Linked DNA regions of Homo sapiens: region 2 is linked to region 1. A link is an interaction called in ENCODE POLR2A ChIA-PET data of the cell type or tissue named here. Cell type or tissue: PC-9. All regions are shown on one strand. Each heading gives the region's core, and the rest is flanking DNA. Links, peaks and the distances in the headings are about the cores only.

Evidence for each region. Peaks named below come from ENCODE experiments on the same cell type or tissue, not always from the same donor. Only the 100,000 strongest peaks of a DNase experiment are listed, where the experiment ranks them.
Region 2: POLR2A ChIA-PET joins it to region 1 with 11 read pairs; 2 of 35 experiments call an interaction of 5 or more read pairs at or near these places.

Annotation. Positions count from the first base shown.
Region 1 is chr15:56,057,289-56,065,501 of GRCh38, reverse strand. No RefSeq gene overlaps it. Among named protein-coding and RNA genes, the nearest start is that of NEDD4, 68 kb to the right of the region's middle. In PC-9, for the core only: no CTCF peak of the experiment used is centred there; DNase peaks (open chromatin) are centred at 4,751 and 5,581; H3K27ac peaks cover 1,290 bases.
Region 2 is chr15:55,860,859-55,864,234 of GRCh38, reverse strand. NEDD4 (NEDD4 E3 ubiquitin protein ligase) reads left to right here. Exons shown (of 29, transcript NM_006154.4): 9 at 1,156-1,322. Among named protein-coding and RNA genes, the nearest start is that of PRTG, 120 kb to the right of the region's middle. In PC-9, for the core only: no CTCF peak of the experiment used is centred there; no DNase peak of the experiment used is centred there.

The DNA of each region.
Region 1 (8,213 bases), core at 3,535-6,034:
ATGGACTATTCTTGTATGAATTTTGCAGACTGTGTCATTAAATGAATTGGTTCATTTCATGTAGCTTATCAAATCTGTGAACATAGAGTTGTTCATATTTATATTCTTTTAATGGCCATGTGATCTGTAGTAATGTTCCCGTTTTCATTTCTGATATTTGGTCATTTGTGTACTCTTTTTTTTTCCTTAGCCTGACTAGAGGCTTATTAATTTTACTCATATTTTCAAAGAACCAGATTTTGGTTTCATTGATTTCTCTATTGATTTCCTATTTTCAATGTCATTGGGCCAGGAAAAGTGGCTCATGCCTGTAGTCCCAGCACTTTGAAACACAAAGTGGGTTGATTGCTTGAGCCCAGGAGTTTGAGACCAGCCTGGGCAATAAAGTGAGACCTCATCTCTATTAAAAAAAAAAAAACTCATTGATTTCTTCTCTCAATTATTATTTTTTATGCTCAACTTGGATTTAATTTGCCTTTTTCTTCTAGTTTTCTAAATGGAAATTTTGATCATTGAATTTAGATCTTTCTTCTTTTCTAAGATAGGCATTCAGTACTATAAATTTCCTCTGAGCACTGCTTTTGCTGCATCCCACAAATTTTGATAAGCTGTGTTTTTTATTTTCATTTAGTTCAAAGTATTTTTTAATTTCTTCACGTTTCTTTTTTGACTCATGTGTTATTTGGAAATATGCTGTTTAATCTCCACATACATATATTGGGGTTTTCCAGCTATTTTTTTTAGACAGGGTCTTGCTCTGTCACCCTGGCTGGAGTGCGGTGATGTGATCACAGCTCACTGCAGCCTCAAACTTCTGGATGATCAAGTGATCCTCCTGCCTCAGCCTCCCAAGTAGCTGGGACTATAGGAGCCTGGCTAATTTTTAAATTTTTTTGTAGCGGTCTCACTGCATTTCCCAGGCTGGTCTTAAACTCCTGGCTTCAAGCAAGCTGCCTGCCTCAGCCTCCCAAAGTGCTGGGTTTATAGATGTGAACCACTTCATCTAGCCTCTTTCTTTCTTTTTTTTTTAATTTCTAGTTTAATTCTATTGTGGTCTAAGAGCAAACATTGTATTATTTCTATTCTTCTAAATTTGTTAAGGTGTGTTTTATGACTCAGAATGTGGTCTAGCTTGGTAAACGTTCTACGTAAGCTTGAGAAGAATCTGTATTCTGCTGTTGTTGGATGAAGTGCTCTACAGATTTTCATTATATCCAGTTGATTGATGGTGTTCTACTCTGTCCTTACTGATTTGGTGCCTGCGGGATCTGTTCACTTCTGATAGAGGAGTGCTGAAGTCTCCAACTACAATAATGTATTCATCTATTTCTCCTTGCAGTTCTATTAGTTTTTGCCTCACATAGTTTAATTGTTGTTAGGCACATACATATTAAAGATTATTATGGCTCCTTGGACAACTGACTCCTTTATCATTAAGCAATGTCTTTCTTTATTCCTGATCATTTTCCTTGCTTTGAAATCTGCTTTAAAATTAATACAGTAACTCCTGATTTCTTTTGATTTATGTTGGCATGGCATATTTTACTTCATCCATTTACTATTAATCTATATGTGTCTTTATATTTAATATGGTTTTCTTGCAGAAAACATATAGTTGGGTCTCATTTTTTGATCCACTCTAACAATCTCTGTCTTTTAATTGGTGCATTTAGACCACAGACATTCAAAGTGATCAATGATATAGTTGGATTAATACTTGCCATATTTATTTCATTCTCTATTTTTTGCCCCTGTTCTTTCTTCCTATTTTTGCCTTCACTCTTTTTCTGTCTCTTATGGCTTTAATTGAGCATTTTATATGATTCCTTTTTCTCTTCTTTCTTAGCATATTAGCTATACTTCTTTTTAAGCTCCTTCAGTGGTTGCCCTCAAGTTTGCGATACACATTTACAACTAATTCAAGGCTGCATTCAAATAACACTATATGACTTCACAGATATTAGAAGTATCTGATAATAACAAAATATTCCTAATTTCTCCCTCCTATTTCTTGTACCAGTATTTCACTTATATATAAGTGCTTGTATGTACATACATATATACCTGTATATGTATGTATATACATATATATGTACGTGTTTATATATATATTTGGGTTTTTTGTTTTTTAAACAAAGTCTCGTTCTGTCACCCAGGCTGCAGTACAGTGGCATAACCATGGCTCGCTGCAGTCCCAACCTCCCAGGCTCAACTGAACATTCCACCTCAGCCTCCCAAGTAGCTGGGACCATAGGCATGCACCACTAGAGACGAAATCTCACTGTGTTGCCCAGGCTTGTCTCACACCCCTGGGCTTAAATGATCTACCAGCCTCAGCCTCCCAGAGTGCTGGGATTACAGGTGTGAGCCACCATGCCTAGCCTATATTTGTTTTTTCCTCAAGATATATAGATACACATACATATAAATATATGCATAAGTATATATAATTGAATACATTGTTGTTACTTTGAACTTATATTTTAGGTCAATAAAGAAGAAGAAAAATAAAGGTTTTTATTTTATCTTCACAAATTCCTCTTCAATGCACTTCCTTTCTTTATGTAGACCCTGTTTATCTGTTAGATCAATTAAGAATAAGAAAAATAAAAGTTTTTATTTTATCTTCACAAATTCCTCTTCAGGGCTCTTTACGTAGATCCAAGTGTCTGACCTATATTATTTTTCTCCTCTTTAAAGAACCTCTTTTAACATTTCTTTCAAGGTAGGTCTACTGGCAACAAATTCTTTCCATTTTTGTTTGTCTGAGAAAGTATTTACATTTCCTTCACTTTTATTTTATTTTTATTTTTATTTTTTTTTGAGAAGGAGTCTTGCTGTGTCGCCCAGGCTGGAGTGCAGTGGCACGATCTCAGCTCACTGCAACCTCCTCCCCCAGGTTTTAAGCAATTCTCCTGCCTCAGCCTCCAGAGTAGCTGGGATTACAGGCACGCATCACCACACCCGGCTAATTTTTGTATTTTTAGTAGAGATGGGGTTTCACTGTGTTAGCCAGGCTGGTCTCAAAGTCCTGATCTTGTGATCCGCCTGCCTAGGCCTCCCAAAGTGCTGGGATTACAGGCGTGAGCCACCGCACCCAGCCTCTCCTTCACTTTTGAATAGTTTTGCAGTGTACACAATTCTAGATGGGCAGGTTTTTTCCCTTTAAACACCTTAAATATTTCATTCCGCTCCCTTTTTGCTTGCACGGTTCTGAGAAGTCAAATGTAATTCTTGTTTTTCTTCCTTTATATGTACCTTATTTTCCATCTGGCTTTTCCAGGATTTGTTTCTTTGATTTTTTGTAGTTTGAAAATAATATGCCTACTTGTCATTTGTGTTTGTTTGGGGACTTGGATTTTTTTTTTTTTTTTTTTTTTTTTGGCATTTATTCTGCTTGGTGTCCTCTGAGCTTCCTTGATTTGTGGGTTAGTGTCTAACATTAATTTGGGGAAATTCTCAGTCATTATTGTTTCACAGATTTCTTCCATTCTTTTTCTCTTTCTTCTCCTTTTAGTTTTCCCTTTGTATATATGCTATACCTTTGTAGCTGTCCTTTAGTCCTTAGATATTCTGTTCTTTTTTATTATTATTCATTGTTCCATTTAATTTTCAGGTTTGGAGATTTCTGTTGAGATATCCTCAAGCCCAGAGATTCTTTTCTGTCATGTTCAGTCTACTAATAAGCACATCAAAGACATTCTTTATTTCTGTTGCAATGTTTTTTATCTTTAGCATTTCTTTTTTTTTTTTTTCAGGATTTTCATCTCTCTACTTACATTGTTCATCTGTTCTTGCATGTTGTCCTACTTTATCCATTAGAGGCCTTATCCTGTTAATCATAGTTGTTTTAAGTTAATTCCAACATCCCTGTTATGTGTTATGTCTGGTTCTGATGCTTACTCTGTCTCTTCAAATTGTACTGCTTGCTTTTTAGAATGCCTCATAATTTTTTTTTTTAAGACAGAGTCTTGCTCTGTCGCCCAGACTGGAGTGCAATGGCACGATTTCAGCTCAATGCAACCTCTGCCTACTGGGTTCAAGCAATTATTCTGCCTCAGCCTCCAGAGTAGCTGGAATTACAGGTGCCCGCCACTATGCCTGGCTAATTTTTGTATTTTTGGTAGAGACAGGGTTTCACCACGTTAGTTAGGCTGGTCTTGAACTCCTGACCTCAGGTGATCTTCCTGCCTTGGCCTCCCAAAGTGCTGGGATTATAGGCATGAGCCACTGCGCCCAGCCTTCTTTTCCTTTTTTTAAGACAGTGTCTTGCTCTGTCACCCAGGCCAGAGGGTTCACTGCAGTCTCAACAACCCAGGCTCAAGCGACCCTCCTGAGTAGCTAGGTACTGATGCATACCACCATGCTTGGCTAATTTTATGTAATTTTTGTAGAGAGAAGGTTTCATCATGTTACCCAGGCTGGTGTAATTATTTTCTTCATAACTGTATATGATGTAAATGGCAAAATGAACAGCTGTAAATAGGCCTTACTAATGTGGTGATGTGCTCCAGGCACGGTGGCTCATGCCTGTAATCCCAGCACTTTGAGAGGCTGAGGTGGGAGGATCACAAGGTCAGGAGATCGAGACCATCCTGGTTAACATGGTGAAACCCTGTCTCCACTAAAAATACAAAAAAAAAAAAATTAGCTGGGTGTGGTGGCAGGTGCCTGCAGCCCCAGCTACCAGGGAGGCTTAGTCAGGAGAATGGCATGAATCTAGGAGGCGGAGCTTGCAGTGATCCGAGATCGCACCACTGCACTCGAGCCTGGGCGACTGAGACCTCATCTCAAAAAAATAAATAAATAAAATAATAATGTGGTGATGTGGTGCAGGGGAAAGGAAAGCATTGTGTAGTCCTGTGATTAGGTCTCAGTCTTTTGGTGAGCCTATGCCTCTGGACTGTGAACCTCACAGGTACTTCTCAGTTCCCCCTCTACCCCTGCCCTTAGGTGAAACACGATGTCTGGAGTAGACTGGAGTTAGATATGTCCCTTTTCTCAGTTATGTTCTGATAAAACCCCAGCAGCCCCAGCAGGTTAGGCTCTAGTTAAATGGTTTCTCCTGAGAGCAGAATATGTTAAGAAGAACAGAGCGCTCTGGAATATTTCAAAATGCTTCCTTCCCTCCCATCCCTTCCCGGAAGCACAAAGAGATTTTTCTCTAGTATTTACTGTAATAACCTGGTGAGCTCCTAGAGATAAAACTCATAAAAGCATGAGGGTCCCCCTATGACTGGGTTCCCCTGGAGTTATTTTTAACTCTCAGGTTTTGTTCACACTGACTCTCCAGCAATTCATCAATTACAGTTCAGGTGTTCCTAACTTGGCACTGGCTCCAGTGGTGGTTTCCACTCATGAGTCTCCGCCTGGTAAGCCATGACTCCCTGTACCCACCTGTTTATCTCTCCAATCTTAGGAGCAGCAGTGTGTCCTGTGTCTTCATCTCTCCTATGGATCCAAGAATAGTAGCTAATTTTTCAATGTGTTTAGCTATTTACTTGTTATAGGATGAAGTTGCAATTTCCAAGCTCTTTACGTTTGGAACTAGAAACCAGATCTCCTGCATTCTTATTTCTTGACCTTTCTCCAACCACCTTTTGTAATCAGACAGCATTTTATGCGGTGTGTGTATGAACTGTGGATGAGGACAAATCCCCTAACAAAGAGAATTCCATTGAAACAAATTCACAGTTGGCTCCTTGTCTCTACTCCAGGAGCAGAAATGCCACAAAATATTTCTTCTTGAATGGATTTCCCTAGTTATAACTCTAGGGGTATTTAGGAGGGTAAGAGCAGCATTCTGGCCTGCCAAAAACTAGCTGCCTGGTCTTCTGCACAAACAACTCCATCATCTATTCCATTGCTCACTCAGGAGCAGGACTTTATCACTAAATGATTTGGGCCCATAGTCCTGATTCTTTAAACAAATGCCCAGGATATACACTCAGCCTTATATTGGTTTTCTTCTAGATCCAGTGTTGCCTTGGGTAGAGAATATTAGATTATGCTGTAATGCTGTACTTGTTCCTGGGCCCTTTAAGTCTTTAGGTTCTTTGATACCAGGCACCAAGTTATATTTCTTTTATGTTCCCCAGCATTAAGATGTGTATGGAAGATGTGTAATAATTAAAAGCCCCTTATTCATTGAATTCTACCAGCAGTTGAGCAACTCCTCAGACTGATTATCAGAGCCAGCGAAGCAGCTGTCAGCTTGAGGAAGGCATCTGCTGGAGCAAACTCCTGCCCTTCCTGGCTTCTTCTTGATCTAGGCAGAGAACATAAAACTCATTGCATCAGATACCTGCCTTGAGCCTCAGATTAAGGCAAAATGCCAGGGCTTATATGAGCTTCTGCACTTCCCATCTCCTGCCTTGAGCTATAATTAGCAGACTGGGAAGTCAACAGGAGGTATGAGAGCATGTCTTCAAAATGGAATGAAAATCAATTGGGAAATGATTTGCGCTACAAAAATTTGATATGCATCCAGAGTTCCAGGAATATCTTAAAATGGGGTCAACTGCACGTTAAATGAAACATTGAAATAATGCTCAGGTTGACTAGTCAATGAAGATAATAAAAAAGAAGTTTCCAGATGATCTTTTAAAATACCTCCCTTCCATCGTATGAAGATAGAAATCTCGTTTGAAAAGTAGGAAAAGTGGGAATGTTAATAAATTAATAATTGCAAAAAATATTCACAACCCTTCTAATGCGCTTCAGTCCCTTAATATTCTACATGTAATTTTTAAACTTTTTATTATAAAAATTTCAAATGTATGAAAATGAACAGAAGAGTATGAGCCTTCATGTAGCTTTAGCCCAATTTAAATAATTGTCAACTCATAGTAAGTCAATCTCATTTCATCTATACCTCAACCCATTTTTCCCACTTCTCCAAATTATTTGGAAGCAAATCCTAAATATATCATATTTTTAAATATTTCAGCAAGCTATATCCAATGTTAAGACCAGTTCCCCCTCCAAATTTTAATTATTCCTGGTTATTAATAGTCAAGAGTTGCTTAAAACTTAAACATAGCTTCTGTAAATGTAAATGTGTTTACTTATAAATTCCTTTACAGTAATATTTAGTTACTTCATTCATTCATTTATTTATTTGTTCATTCATGATACATTAAAAACATGGGCGGGGCACGGTGGCTCATGCCTCTAATCCCAACACTTTTGGGAGGCCGAGGCAGGCAGATTGCTTTGAGCTCAGGAGTTCGAGACCAGCCTATCCAACATGGCAAAACCCTGTCTCTACAAAAAAACACAAAAATTAGCCAGGCGAAATGGCACACACCTGTAATCCCAGCTACTCAGGAGGCTGAGGCATGAGAAACACTTGAACCTGGGAGCCCAAGGTTGCAGTGAGACCAGATCACGCCACTGCACTCCAGCCTGGGCAACTGAGTGAGACTCTGTCTCAGGGAAGAAAAAAGTTATTTTTAGCCATTACATTTTGGGGTGATTTTTTTCTAAAAACAGAAACTAAAACAGAAATTAATCTTTGGAAGTGGGGTGCTGCTGTAACAGAAGCCTAACACAGGTGATTTTTTTTTTTTTTTAGAGACGGAGTCTCGCTCTTTCGCCCAGGCCGGACTGCAGTGACGCTATCTCGTCTCACTACAAGCTCCGCCTCCCGGGTTCATGCCATTCTGCTGCCTCAGCCTCCCGAGTAGGTGGGATTACAGGCGCCCGCCACCGCGCCCGGCTAATTTTTAGTATTTTTAGTAGAGACGGGGTTTCACCGTGTTAGCCAAGATGGTCTCGATCTCCTGACATCGTGATCTGCCCGCCTCGGCCTCCCAAAGTGCTGGGATTACAGGCGTGAGCCACCGCGCCCGGCCTAACACAGGTGATTTTGAGACTGAGCCATGGGGAAGGATGGAAGCATGGCAAGCCAGCATGGAAATTGTTATTAGAGGCCGCAAAGATGGTCATCTGTGTTTCAAGATAGTGGAACAATTAGTGAAGCTGATGGCTACAGTTACACGGAAGATAGAAAACTTGATGTGGCTAAAGGAAATCTCCAAGTTGAATGCCGAAGGGGCTAATTTGTTTATTTTAGCTGCCTATGATAAAATATGGGAAGGAGAGATGAACCAAAGGAAGAGCAATTCCATTTCCAAGGAGAATTTAGAGTTAATAGTTCTGGACTATGGATTGCTGGGACGGAAAATAAAACTCTCTCCCCAGGGGTTCTC
Region 2 (3,376 bases), core at 236-2,735, 200 kb after region 1:
AAGTTTTCTTCACCAGTTTATTTCAGTTTCTAATGCTTTCCTAACCAATCAGTATTTAATAGAATCTTTGACCTACTGCCTTTTCTTTTGTGAGGTTTCTCATATAAAAGCATTAACTCTTGCTACTCTTTTCTATCAATTCCTTACTTTAACTGCCCTAAGGCTTTATGTTAATTTTGCCCCTTGTTAATCTCTGAGAAACCAAACTTCTCAGTGCATTTTTTAAAAATCTTTCTTTGGCTGTTTTATGACTTGATAAAATGCCTTGCCTTGGTCCAGAGGAGAAAGAGAGAAATCAGACAAGGGAATGAGAATGACTTTTCCATCACTAGAGAGTTCACTGTAGCAGTTATTTCTAAATCATTTGCCTTCCCCATCTTGCCCCTTTGTATATTTGACCTTTATCAAATGATTTTTTCCATGTGTCAGATAGTTATTGATTTCTACCGTAAGCAAGGTGCTTTCTCTGTAGGAAAGACAATGACCAATAAGAAATAATCCTTGCCCTTCATTCAGTTGATAATTTAGAGAACAGCCTAAGATTACACTAGTAGTTTAAACTATACTTCTCAATTTCTCAGTACTTTCCAACTTTCCGTGGTTGTTTATTTAAACGATTTTTTGTCCTTTTTTTCTATTAGATTTTTTAAAATTTTATTTTTGATTGACAATAATTGTATATATTTATGGAGGACAATGTGATGTTTTGATATATACTTACAATGCAAAATGATTAAATCAGGCTAATTAATCTCATTAAATCACCTCACATACTTTTATTACTTTTTTGTTATGAAAATTTTAAATAGATTTGTTTTAAAGTTCTGTTTTATTGTTGTTTTGAGATGGGATCTGGTTCTGTCACCCAGGAAGAACCTGGTGGAAACTTTACAGGCTTGTGCCTTTAAAGTTTTTTTTGAAAAATTTTTAGACAATTTTAAACAAAATTTAAATGGTTATCATTTTTGCAAAAAGAGTCTTCATTATCATAAAGTATTTACATTATGGTCTTAAAAGTTGAGGATTGTTTATTCTGTCTATGCATAATTTCTAAAACTTGATATAATAAATCTCTTTTTAAATTTCCTTTAGCATATAATTTAGAAAGTTAAAAAAATCATGCGTAAACTTAATTGCTGCCATCCTGTTTTTCAGCCTGGCTGGGTTGTTTTGGACCAACCAGATGCTGCTTGCCATTTGCAGCAACAACAAGAACCTTCTCCTCTACCTCCAGGGTGGGAAGAGAGGCAGGATATCCTTGGAAGGACCTATTATGTAAACCATGAATCTAGAAGAACACAGTGGAAAAGACCAACCCCTCAGTATGTGCTGATGGCTTTCACAATTTTAATCTGGAAACACTTTAACTACGAATTTTCATTTTGAAGTCATGTCTCAGATGGATTCATAACAGTATAGTGATCCATAAACTATAAGAATACTAGGATTTTTATTGCCCAGGACTTTAAAAATCCTAACTCTGCTGTTTCGTTTTTTAAATGACTTGATAATATTCAAAATTACTTGACTCTAGATACTACCCTTTTAATTGCGTCTTAATTTTAATAGGTTTTTAATTTTATGTAGCCACAAATGGTAGATTTTTATTTTTAGGCTGAATTAGAAGTCTTGGAGAATTCTTGTAGTTTGTTATTAAAATGTAATAAAATGTTAATTTCTATAGTACTCTATTTTTAAAATATAAATTATTTGTAAAATATAAAGGACTCAATAATAAGGGTATTACGTTAAACGCGCATTTGACAGTCTGGTCAATGTCCACATAACTTCCAGCACGCACAGATCAAGGACGGAATGACTTTCAACATATTCTAACTTCTGTCTCCTCAGTGATTTTTTTTATTATTAGACTGTATATACATTTATAAAATCTCCCATTATTCATATTTATTCTCAAATCCCCTTCCATTTTTCCTTCCATATAGTCTTATAAAGTCTTCCTTTAGTCTTCTGTTTGAAACATACTCGTAATTTTTTAATGTGTTCATTAGCCTCCTAATTTTTGGCTATGATATTTTGTGCCTGATATATGCCAAGCACTTTTACAGATATTTTCTGTTCTCAAATCCTTCCAAAACAAATCAGCAATTCAAGTACTTCATGGCACAGAAGCTTCAGTCTTCATAGAGTGACGTACAGACTGCAAAGCTGAAGACACTATAAAATTCTGTAGAATTGCGCTGTTGCATACCTCAGTATTATGGCAAGCCTTACATGAGCAAAATCACAGTTCTTTCACTGTGGCTGATGTCATTTTCAGGTAGCCAAAATCATATATTTAGGGGGAAAAAAACTGAAGCATTCCCTTAGAGCCATGTATCAAAATTATGTTTTCTTTAGCTACGGTACAGTAAGAACTGGTCTTCTGACTAGCCTGAGCTCATGTCGCATTAAATAAACAGTAATTTTATTATTAAATATTTGAACAAAATTCTTGATCTGATAGACTGGTTATATTAAATGCAAATAATTAGAATAATATAAATGACTGGGGTAAGGGTGTTCAATCTGATTTTTTTTAATTTTAATTTCTGTGGGTCCCTAGTAGGTATATATGTTTGTGGGGTACATGAGAGGTTTTGATACAGGCATGCAAGGCATAATAATCACATCATGTAAAATGGGGTATCCATCCTCACAAGCCTTTATCCTTTTTGTTACAAACAATCCAATTATAGTCTTCTGGTTGTTTTTAAATGTACAATTAAATTATTATTGACTGTAGTCACCTGTTAAGCTATTAAATACTAGGTCTTATTCATTCTTTCTGTTTTTTTTAATACTCATTAACCGTCCAATCTGATTTATTGTACCTCTCCTAAGCTCAGACAAATCTTTACTATTACCTTTTTCAGGACAGGCCCATGACTGTATATTACGAAAAACAGATACCATTACTAATAGATATGTAATTCCTAAACCATTAAGCTTTTCATTATAAAGTTCTTACACCATCTTTCATTCTGCCCTTCACATTCATGCATGGAGTACTCTACTCCTGGCTTAAGACCAATTCTAGAAAATGTACTATCTGATTCACAAAGATGTATGTATGTGTAACTCTATTACTCTTATAATAACATGGCAAAATAATACAATGAAATAATCTATGAAGCGCTCTGATATTTATTCATTCAACAAATATTTTTGAGTACCTATATGTGTTGGACATTATCCTAGACATAGTGACAAACTAAAATATCAAATCAGACATGTTATACCTTTTCACAAAACCTTAAACTCCGTAAGGTACTCTAAATATACCAGTCTGCCTACCCATGATTGAATCTTTGCATGTTGAAATAGCCTTTGGTCAAAGACAATAAATTTTTTTATTGATGTAATGTAGATTTTT